2 separate regions of the Mus musculus genome follow, and region 2 is linked to region 1. The links are chromatin contacts, found by Hi-C or POLR2A ChIA-PET in ENCODE. All regions are on one chromosome and are shown on one strand. The core of a region is the stretch at or near the end of the contact, and the rest is flanking DNA. Distances in the headings are between cores, read along the strand shown. Region 1 holds the start of Rnf214 (ring finger protein 214). Region 2 holds the start of Sidt2 (SID1 transmembrane family, member 2).

Region 1 (4,176 bases), core at 863-3,362:
AAGTTACCTTAGGCCATCTGGGAGAGATTCATCGGACTTGGATGCACACAAAGCAGAAGATTCCGAAGGACTCGGGGTACCGGCCCCAAGGCCAGCTACCTCAGAGGCCGCCATCTGCACTCTGGACATTCAGAAACAAACCAAAGGACACAGGTGACAAAGCTGAAAGCTTTCCTCTGCATAATGCCCACTGTGTCAGTTCCTCCAAACACCTAAGAAAGAGTATTCTGCAGGAGGGCAATAAAAGAGCCACTTCCGGCCATAAGTCCCAGTCAGCACTGCCCTCAGGCGCTGTCATACACATAAACATAAGGCAGACTACTTTTGTTCTGGACAGAAATGCAGTCATTCCAAACAGACGATAATCTGATAAGAATTTTCTGAATGGTCCACATACCTACCTCCATTTATTAAAGTTGACCTTTTTGGCCAAGATTCAATAATATGTTTAAATCCCTTTTGGCTGTTGCAGTCAAAGCATTCTCTATTAATTTAAGTGATAGGGTTTATGTGAGGTGTTTCCAAGAACAAGTCACCCCGGACCATCTCTGTGGGGTGTCTTTTAGCCTGACAGTATTCCTTTCCTACAGATGGGAATGTCTGGTATCTGCCAACGCCCCACTAACAAGTTACCATTGAGTCACAGGCTACTACTCAGTTACTCCAGGAGAAAAGGGAGATGTTGAAAAACATGGTAACTCAAGTAAGGGAACCCAAGAAGACGGTTTTTTACATTTTTATTTTTAAGAGCATCTTTTTTGCTGCAAAATAAACTCGGCCTTCTATGGTAACAAGAAAAACTAGGTGGTAAAAGTAGGATTAGTTCCCATTCCTGCTTTTATTTTGACAGCATCCCATGAATAGAATATCTCTGAACCCAGAAGAATGCACAAGAGCAGATACCGAGTCGGGCTGAATCAATAGTCACAGCTCAGTGCCTCAGTTTCCTCTCATAATAAAAAGCTCCTAGGTGAAAATGGGCCCTGAAACGCCATTATTGCATCTCGGATGCAATCAGTCTGCCTACAATAGGGTCGAGATCATTGCCTCCAACAGGGAACAAGGTCTGGGTCACCGATGCCCAGTAAACGAAAACCTTAGGGCAAGGGTCATACGTGAAACTCCGCAGCTAGAGCCCCAAACGAGAGGGATGGGGGGTGGGGTCGCACATCTGGCTCAAGAGCCCAGTGTGCCCAAGGGAATCCCGCAAGGCAGTGATGGTCACCAGTCAGGCGGCGACGCAGAAGGGGACAATGGGGGGAAGCTGCGCCGGGTGGTCACCGCCACTCTTCACAGGGAGCTGCCGCTACGCTGGCCCTTGGCACTGGCCAGCGCCACCTCCACCCCTTCCCCTCCGTCCTCACCGGCCGCCAGCTCCCGTCCCACTCCCAGGCCGGGCTCCCGCCCCTGTCCCCGCCGCCCCCTCCCCGCCGCCCCCTCCTCCTCCGCCGCGCCCCCCTAGTCCCGCCGTCCCGACCCGCGCGCGCCGCCCCGCACACACCTCCCGCGCCGCGCCCCCGGGGAGCCAAGCGGGGGGGAGGGAAGGGACGCACCTGAGCGGGCGGAGCGGGGGAGGGGGCGGCCAAGCCTGGGGGAGGGGTCGAGCGCTGGCCCGCGCGCGGCACCTCCCACTTCCGGCGGCGCGAGCGCAAGGGGGCGAGGCCGGGGCGGCGAGAGGAGCGGAACCCGCGGGGTGAGCGGCCGCCACCGACGGCGCCCTCTGGCGGCAGGCGCGGACAGCGACCGGACAACGGAGCCGCTGAGGGGACCAGCCCTGAGACCCAAGCGGAGCCCGAGGGACACGCGGGCCAGAGAGACGGCGGCCGGATGGAGGCGAGAGCCTCTCTGAGGAGTTTATGGGGAAGAGTCAAGGCTATGGCAGTCCGACGGAGAAGAGCCGCGAGGGGTGTTTAGAGGTCGGAACCGGGATGGTCCTTACAGAGGACGCCATGAAGGACGAGGGCCCTGTGGCGGAGGGGGTCCTGTGGCGGAGGACACGAGGATTCGAGGCGCCGGAACTCCCACAGCCCTCACGGGCCTGTGACAGAAGCTGTCGGCGGAGCGCCCGGAGCTCGGCCCGCTGGTCAAGAGGCCGCAGGCCCAGCCGCTGATTGGCTGCGGCGCCGGGCGGAAGTGATGTCGCTGTCAGTGGCGCCTCCGGCTCCGGGGAAGCCGAGAGTTTCCGTAGGGTGGGGGCTGCGGCGGCAGCAGCAGCAGCGACAGTAGCAACAGAGGCTGTGGGTGAGTCGGGAAGAAATGTAGTGGAGGCTGGACCTCGGATATACGGGGGACCATGGACCGGGGCTGGTCGGCGTCTGCGGAGGAGGTCCTTCGCTGAGGGCACCTTGGGTCCTGGCGTGGGCGACCCCAGAGGGACCGGGTCTCCGGGTCGTAGGTTCCGGACAGCATCGGTCCTAAGGAGAGAGAGGCACATTGCACGGAGCAGCTGAGTCCGCGTGGGAGTGGGGGCATCAGAAAACTCACTCTGTACAGACCCTGGTTCCTGTGAGTGGGGAGGCGGGGCTTGAAGGACGGTGGTTTAAGAGCAGAATCTTGAGCAGGAAAGGTGCCCGTCTACCTTAGTTGAGGGTGATGGGAGTCTATTTTCAGAAAGTGCTTAAGATTTCTTGCTCAGAGGTCTGAGAATAAGTGCTGCTGTGCCTCTGGACCACAGGGAGAAAAAAACAAACAAACAAACAAAACAAAACAAAAACAAAACTCGGTTTCTCTTCCAGAAATCTCTGTTGGAACCTACAGAGATTGTAGGAGCCTGCCTGAGTGGATGGCTGCTATCAAACCAGACTTTGGATTTACTTATATGCAGACTAGGGAAGACACCTGGGTATCTTGGGCCAAATTGAAGCAGCCCCAGGGGCAGGAAGAATGTAATAGGAAATATGCCATGGAACTTAAGGACATGGTGGCCCACACCTATAATAACAGCAGTAAAGGGGTGGAAGCAAGAGTTCTCAGCCAACCTTTATTATATAAAGAAAGCTTGTTTAAGCCGGATGTTGGTGGCACACACCTTTGTTATCCCAGCACTCTGGAAGCGGAAGCAGGCTGGCTCTCTTGAGTTCCAGGCCAGCCTGGTATACAGAGGAAGGGAGGTCCAAGGAGTCTTTGGTAAAACAGTCTTTCCAGAATGTTTTAAGTCGGTACCATCCAAGTGTATGTCTGGACACCAAGACTGCTGCAGTGTGGGCTTGGTAGACAGTAGTGAGTTTTAAATGAGCTCAAGACCCCACATGTGCCTTGTTCCTGCCCCCACAGTTGCTCGAAAGTTCTAATTTGGTGGGGTTTTTTCCCCTTTGAGTGGTTGAAGACAGGGCTGGAGCCTGTGCCCTCACTGAAAATCCAACTTGGTGAGACGGGGCCAGCTCCTTAGTCCTTCTTGCCAGTCATTTCCTCTCTCCCAGTTACCCACATGCACTTATACTACATTTTATTTCCATTATCTGGCTTTCTCCCTGATTGACAGTTAGGTCTTGCTAAGCCCTTAAAGAAGCAAATGAAAATAACATGATAGGTTAAGAAGTGGGGTATCTGGGTTCTGTATTGGTGTGGCCTTATTGTGATGAATGTCTCCTAGTCTGTGGCCTGTTTTAGATCCCTGGAAATGACATTTAACACTGGTCACTGGTCAGGCCTGGCCTTCACTTTAGTTTCTGCTTTGCTGGCTTTAGTGGGACACCTTTTTGTTGTTGTTTCTGTACTTGGGGTCCACAGGTCTGCAGCTGTGTTCCCAGTCGACACTCACTGCTCACAGTGAAGGTGACATCTCCCTCCATTTTCACAAGATGAGTGTGGTATGGTTACCCAGGCCAGGACCTAAACTTCACAGAGAGCCCAGGTAGGAATGGCTCCACAATGGGAGATAGAAGTCCACTGGGAAAAAGACTTATGTTGTCTGTAAATAAGAGGGAGATAGAGCTGGGTGTGATGGCTCATGCCTGTAATCCCAGGTAGACACTGGTGGATCTCAGTGAATTTGAGGCCAGCCTGATGGTCTACATAGTGAGTTCCAGGACAGCCAGAGAGAGCTACATAGTGAGATCATGTTTTTAAAAAAGAAGGAGGAAGAGAAGGAGGAGGAGGAGGAGGGGTCCTGATGTTGTCAGTCATGGGAGTGATATGTACTTGGAGTAACTGAATGAGCAGCCCAAAGCAAGCACC
Region 2 (4,176 bases), core at 881-3,380, 48 kb after region 1:
ACTCACAGTCCTCGAAGGATTAGGGGCACCTGGAAGGACACAACAGCCTCCTTCTGGCGGACCACAAACAGCAAAGGCGCCCCTTTCTGCTTGTTCAGGACATTCACAGACACTCGCACACCCTCGGTCTGCAGAGAAGGAGGCATCCTCTTTCAAACTCAGCTCTCTGTTCCTCAGACACATGACTCTACAGACTGCAGGCTGAGCTCTGCCCTGTGCCGTCCATCCTGGCCAGCCAGGACACTGTCTGTGCTTCTCCTTGTGAGGGAACAGGCCAAGTTTCTAGAAATGACTGACACTGTCCGGTCCGAGGCTTGAAGAAGCTCGCTCTTGGAAGAACGGGTATACAGAGCAGCAGAACCCAGGCAACAGCAGGGATATGCAGCGGAGACCTTAGAAGGTTCCAGGATAGCCCACATGCACACACATGTTATAGACACGTGTCTACACACGTCCCTGTGCACACACTGTCACGGGAGATCAAGACGTGCCCTCAAGCCCTCAATCTTCTTCCTCATGAACTAGGAAAGCAGCAAGAAGCTCCGGTTCCACTGCTACTCTGGAGGCCAGAGCCCTGCAGGGAGGGGTGTAGGGAACTGTGTCGAAATACAAGTTGTCTCTCTAGTTCTGACCATGGGCCAAGCTCTGAAGTGACTTTCCATCTGAACCTTGATTCACCCTCTCTAAGAAAATAAAGAAATAACCCACCCTCTCTGCTGCGGACAAAGCTACACAGGACAGTGGGCGTTTAAAAGTGAAGAAATCACAACTGCAGACAACTAGTTACTAGGTTGCTGAAACCAAATCTAGGGGTAACGTTTCCCTGAGGGGTAGGTGCCACTTCCGGGATGATCCTGGAAATGGTACTCAAAAGGGGAGATCAGACTTCAAGGAAATGGATCCTGATGGTTGATCATGGCCTGCCAGAAACCAAACTCCTCTCCCTCCCAAAGAAAGCCTCAGGTGCCTCCTCCTCAACTCCAGTGCTTCCGAGTCAATCCAGATCGGGCCTTGGAGAATGAGCAAGAGAGCTAGGCAGGCCACACAGCCAGGCAGCAAGAATCTCCCAGGCTGTGCTCTGCCTGGGCCCAGCTCTGCCAGCCTTCTTTCTACTTTCACTACTGGGAAGAAATGAGTAAGAAGTCGGAGATAGTTCTGTCTTAGAAACAAACTCCCTTTTCTCTTGCCACTCAGCCTTCGAGGGCCTTATCTTGTCACCTTCAACTTACAAGGCCAGCTGGCTTTCTGAGGCAAGGAGGTCTGTCTCCTTCACCTCCCTGTGACCGAGCTCTTTCAATTCTAAGTTGGCCCCATCTGGAGTTGTCTGAGCCACGCAAGGCTGGGAGCCTGTTTTCCCCTCACCCCGACCTCACAGACTGAGAGCTAGATTGAGAGCCAGGTCACAGAGCAGACCAGACCGGTCCTGATCACAGCTGGTGGCAGGGAACTTCCCAAGCTGCCCCGCTGGAGCTGCCCGGGAATGCTGGTGGAAACCAGGTCTTGGCAGGGGGAGGGCGGCTCAAAGGCTGGCGGAGAGGAAAGGGGCAGCATCAAGTCCAGGCCGGGCGCCCACCCGCTCGGCCGCCCGTGGAGTCCCGCGCTCACCCGGTTGCGGGTCACGGTGTGGTTGAAGGTGTAGATGTTGACCAGCTCGCTGTTGACGTCGTCCGCGTAGGTGCGCTCAAACTCCGCGTCTTTCTGCGAGACGTTCTTGGGCCCCAGGGCCCCCAGGTGGCTCTCGACGGAGGCCACCAAGAGCACGCACAAGGGCAGACGCCAGGCGATCATGGCCCGGGACGGCGGGGATTGGCGACGGGACGGCGACCGGGCGCGTTGCGGCTGCCGCAGCAGCTTCCAGCATCTCACCGGGACCAGAACTTTAACCCCGGCCTCAGATAGGACGCGTCCCCTCCCTGGAGCCGCTCCTGGGCCTCGCGCGGATCCCGGCTCGCGAGGGCGGCACCGCGACCCGCTACCCCAGCCCGGCCCAGCCCGGCCCAGCCCGGCTGGAGACCCGGCGTCCGCTCGCGCCCGGAGAGCCGAGGCGGCGGTGGCCCTGGCCCGAAGGCTTCCCGGACGCGGGCCCTTTAAGGGCGGCGGACGCGGCGCAGAACTCGGAGCTACCAGGAGCTGCGCCGCGGTAAACAGCGGGCTGTGCCCGCCCGCTTACGTCATGGGAAACCGACGCGGATTTAAAGGGCCAGGCTGCCTCTACTTCCCACGCAGCCGTCGCCGCCTCCTTCCTTCGCTGTCCTGTGAGCGTCTGGAGTTGGGTTTTTCACGAAGGATCACTAAGTATTGGATTCTTGCTTTTGTGGTCCGCGTTTTTTTGGCTTTTTGAGACGGCTCACATAACTCAGGCTGGTCTGGAACTGGTCGTGTAAGTTTGGAGAGTCTTGAACGCCTGATCCTCCTCCCACCTCTACTGCTGGGTGTTGGCATTGCTGGCAAGATTCACAGAGCCCAGTAAGTGCAGGGTCTTGCTGACAGATGATTTCTTTGCTCAAGACAGGAATTGTGCTCCAAAATCATTACCCCAGCATCATTCTTTTTCCCTCATTGGCTCATAAAAGCGCCTGCCCACTGAGAGCAGCTCAGCGGCCGCTCCCCTCTCACAGTAGAGGGGATAACCAGAACCAGGGCACCATAACCAGGATGCCTTCCAACCTGTGAGCTCTGTCCCTACTCTGCAGAAACTGCTTTGTTTGTTTGAACAAAGCCCACGGAAAGATTCTGACCTTTCGTTGTCAACTGGCAAAAACCTTTCTGAGGAACTGTTTTGGCTTAGGCTTAAAAGAGCTCTATACCCTTCAACCCAGTCATTCCACTCCAGGGACTGTGTCCTACGAATAAGAAATACAAATAAAATATGGGGACAGCAATTTGCATCCCTGTGATCTTGAGAAAGCTCAAAGGAAACTGCTTGTTCACAGTGAAGGAAGAGGTGGTCAGAGATACTACTATGAAGTTAAGCAGATAGATTCTTAATACCATCAAAGGGACATCTAAGGAGGGAATTCAAGAATAACATTATATAAGTGGTATATAATCCAAACTTCAGACATAAATAGGAAAATATGCACAAGAACCGAGCTGAGATGGCTTATCAGGAAGAGGCACTTGCCATGGAAAGCCCGGCCTGAGCTCTACACCAGGGAGGAGAGAACTAACTCCACAAATTTGTTCTCTGACTTCCACAGACACCTGGCAACATGTGCTTGCGCACTTCACACACAGACACATGAACAATAATAAATTATATATATATATATACACACACACACACACACACACACACACATGTACAAGGGTGGATGAAGTGTCTCAGTGGGTGCGGGTGCTTGCCAAGATGCCTGATGACCATCTCTGGGACCCAAAAGGTGGAAGAGGGGAAAAACCTGACTCTGCAAGTTGTCATCCGCCCTCCACATGCATGCTGTAGCACCTCTGAAACATACACATATACACAATATGTAATTAAAGGTCATTACAAAGAACACAGACACACACACAGACACACAGACACACACATACACACACACACACACTTGGGTTCCATCCTGTTAGGAAAAGTATCGGTTCAGGGAGCCCCAAACCAAGTTCTCAGCACAAAGGAAGATTGATTTGCCACAGAAGGCATGGAATATGAGACAAAGACAGGAGACAGTGGATGAGGGAGAAGGGGAAGGGGTATTTGAGGACAAAGGACTGCCTCTGGCTAGAGAGGAGACAAATGTGGCCCATAGGGAAATGATGGTTTATAAAGGTAAAATGGGAAACTCCATGTTAGGATGAGGCGTTTAATTTTAATTGGGCATGTTAATTAGGCGAGCCAAAGGGAGCTTTTGATTGCTGGACTTCAACACTTTGATAGCTGGACCTTGGTAATCAACCTCAGGTGAAAGGATTGGCTAAATTAAGGAACAGACCTTGGGGGCTAGCTTTAGGAATGTATAATGTCTTTTTAGAAAGACAAATGGGGGAGAAGGGCAAGGCCTGCCAAGCCATGCTCACCAAGCTCAAGCTGTCAGAGTCCCTTCAAACCCCCAGTATGGTAAGTAAATAAATAACGTGTGCTACAATTGGATGTATTGTATTTCTGTAGACAAATTTTGTGTTTAAAGAAAAAAAATGGGCTGGAGAGATGGCTCAGCAGTTAAGAGCACTGACTGCTCT

What was found. A loop is a pair of places that touch in the nucleus more often than their neighbours do. ChIA-PET counts read pairs that join two places held with the same protein, here RNA polymerase II (POLR2A).
Region 2: a loop to region 1 is called in a map of heart, with 6 times the contacts of the local background. The contact joins the promoter of Sidt2 here to the promoter of Rnf214 in region 1. A Hi-C loop is called at or near these places in 11 of 37 maps with a recorded cell type or tissue (T-helper 1 cell, T-helper 2 cell, gastrocnemius and 2 more). POLR2A ChIA-PET finds 5 or more read pairs at or near these places in 2 of 5 experiments (Patski and embryonic stem cell).

What each region holds. Positions count from the first base shown.
Region 1 is chr9:45,904,799-45,908,974 of GRCm38, forward strand. Rnf214 (ring finger protein 214) reads right to left here and starts at 2,113. Exons shown (of 14, transcript NM_178709.5): 1 at 1,554-2,113; 2 at 8-121. The coding sequence starts at 114. Pcsk7 (proprotein convertase subtilisin/kexin type 7) reads left to right here and starts at 1,771. Exons shown (of 17, transcript NM_008794.2): 1 at 1,771-2,241; 2 at 3,730-3,853.
Region 2 is chr9:45,953,119-45,957,294 of GRCm38, forward strand. It overlaps Sidt2 (SID1 transmembrane family, member 2), which reads right to left and starts at 2,131. Exons shown (of 26, transcript NM_172257.4): 1 at 1,606-2,131; 2 at 7-128. The coding sequence starts at 1,788. It overlaps A830035O19Rik (RIKEN cDNA A830035O19 gene), which reads left to right and starts at 868. Exons shown (of 1, transcript NR_152206.1): 1 at 868-2,880.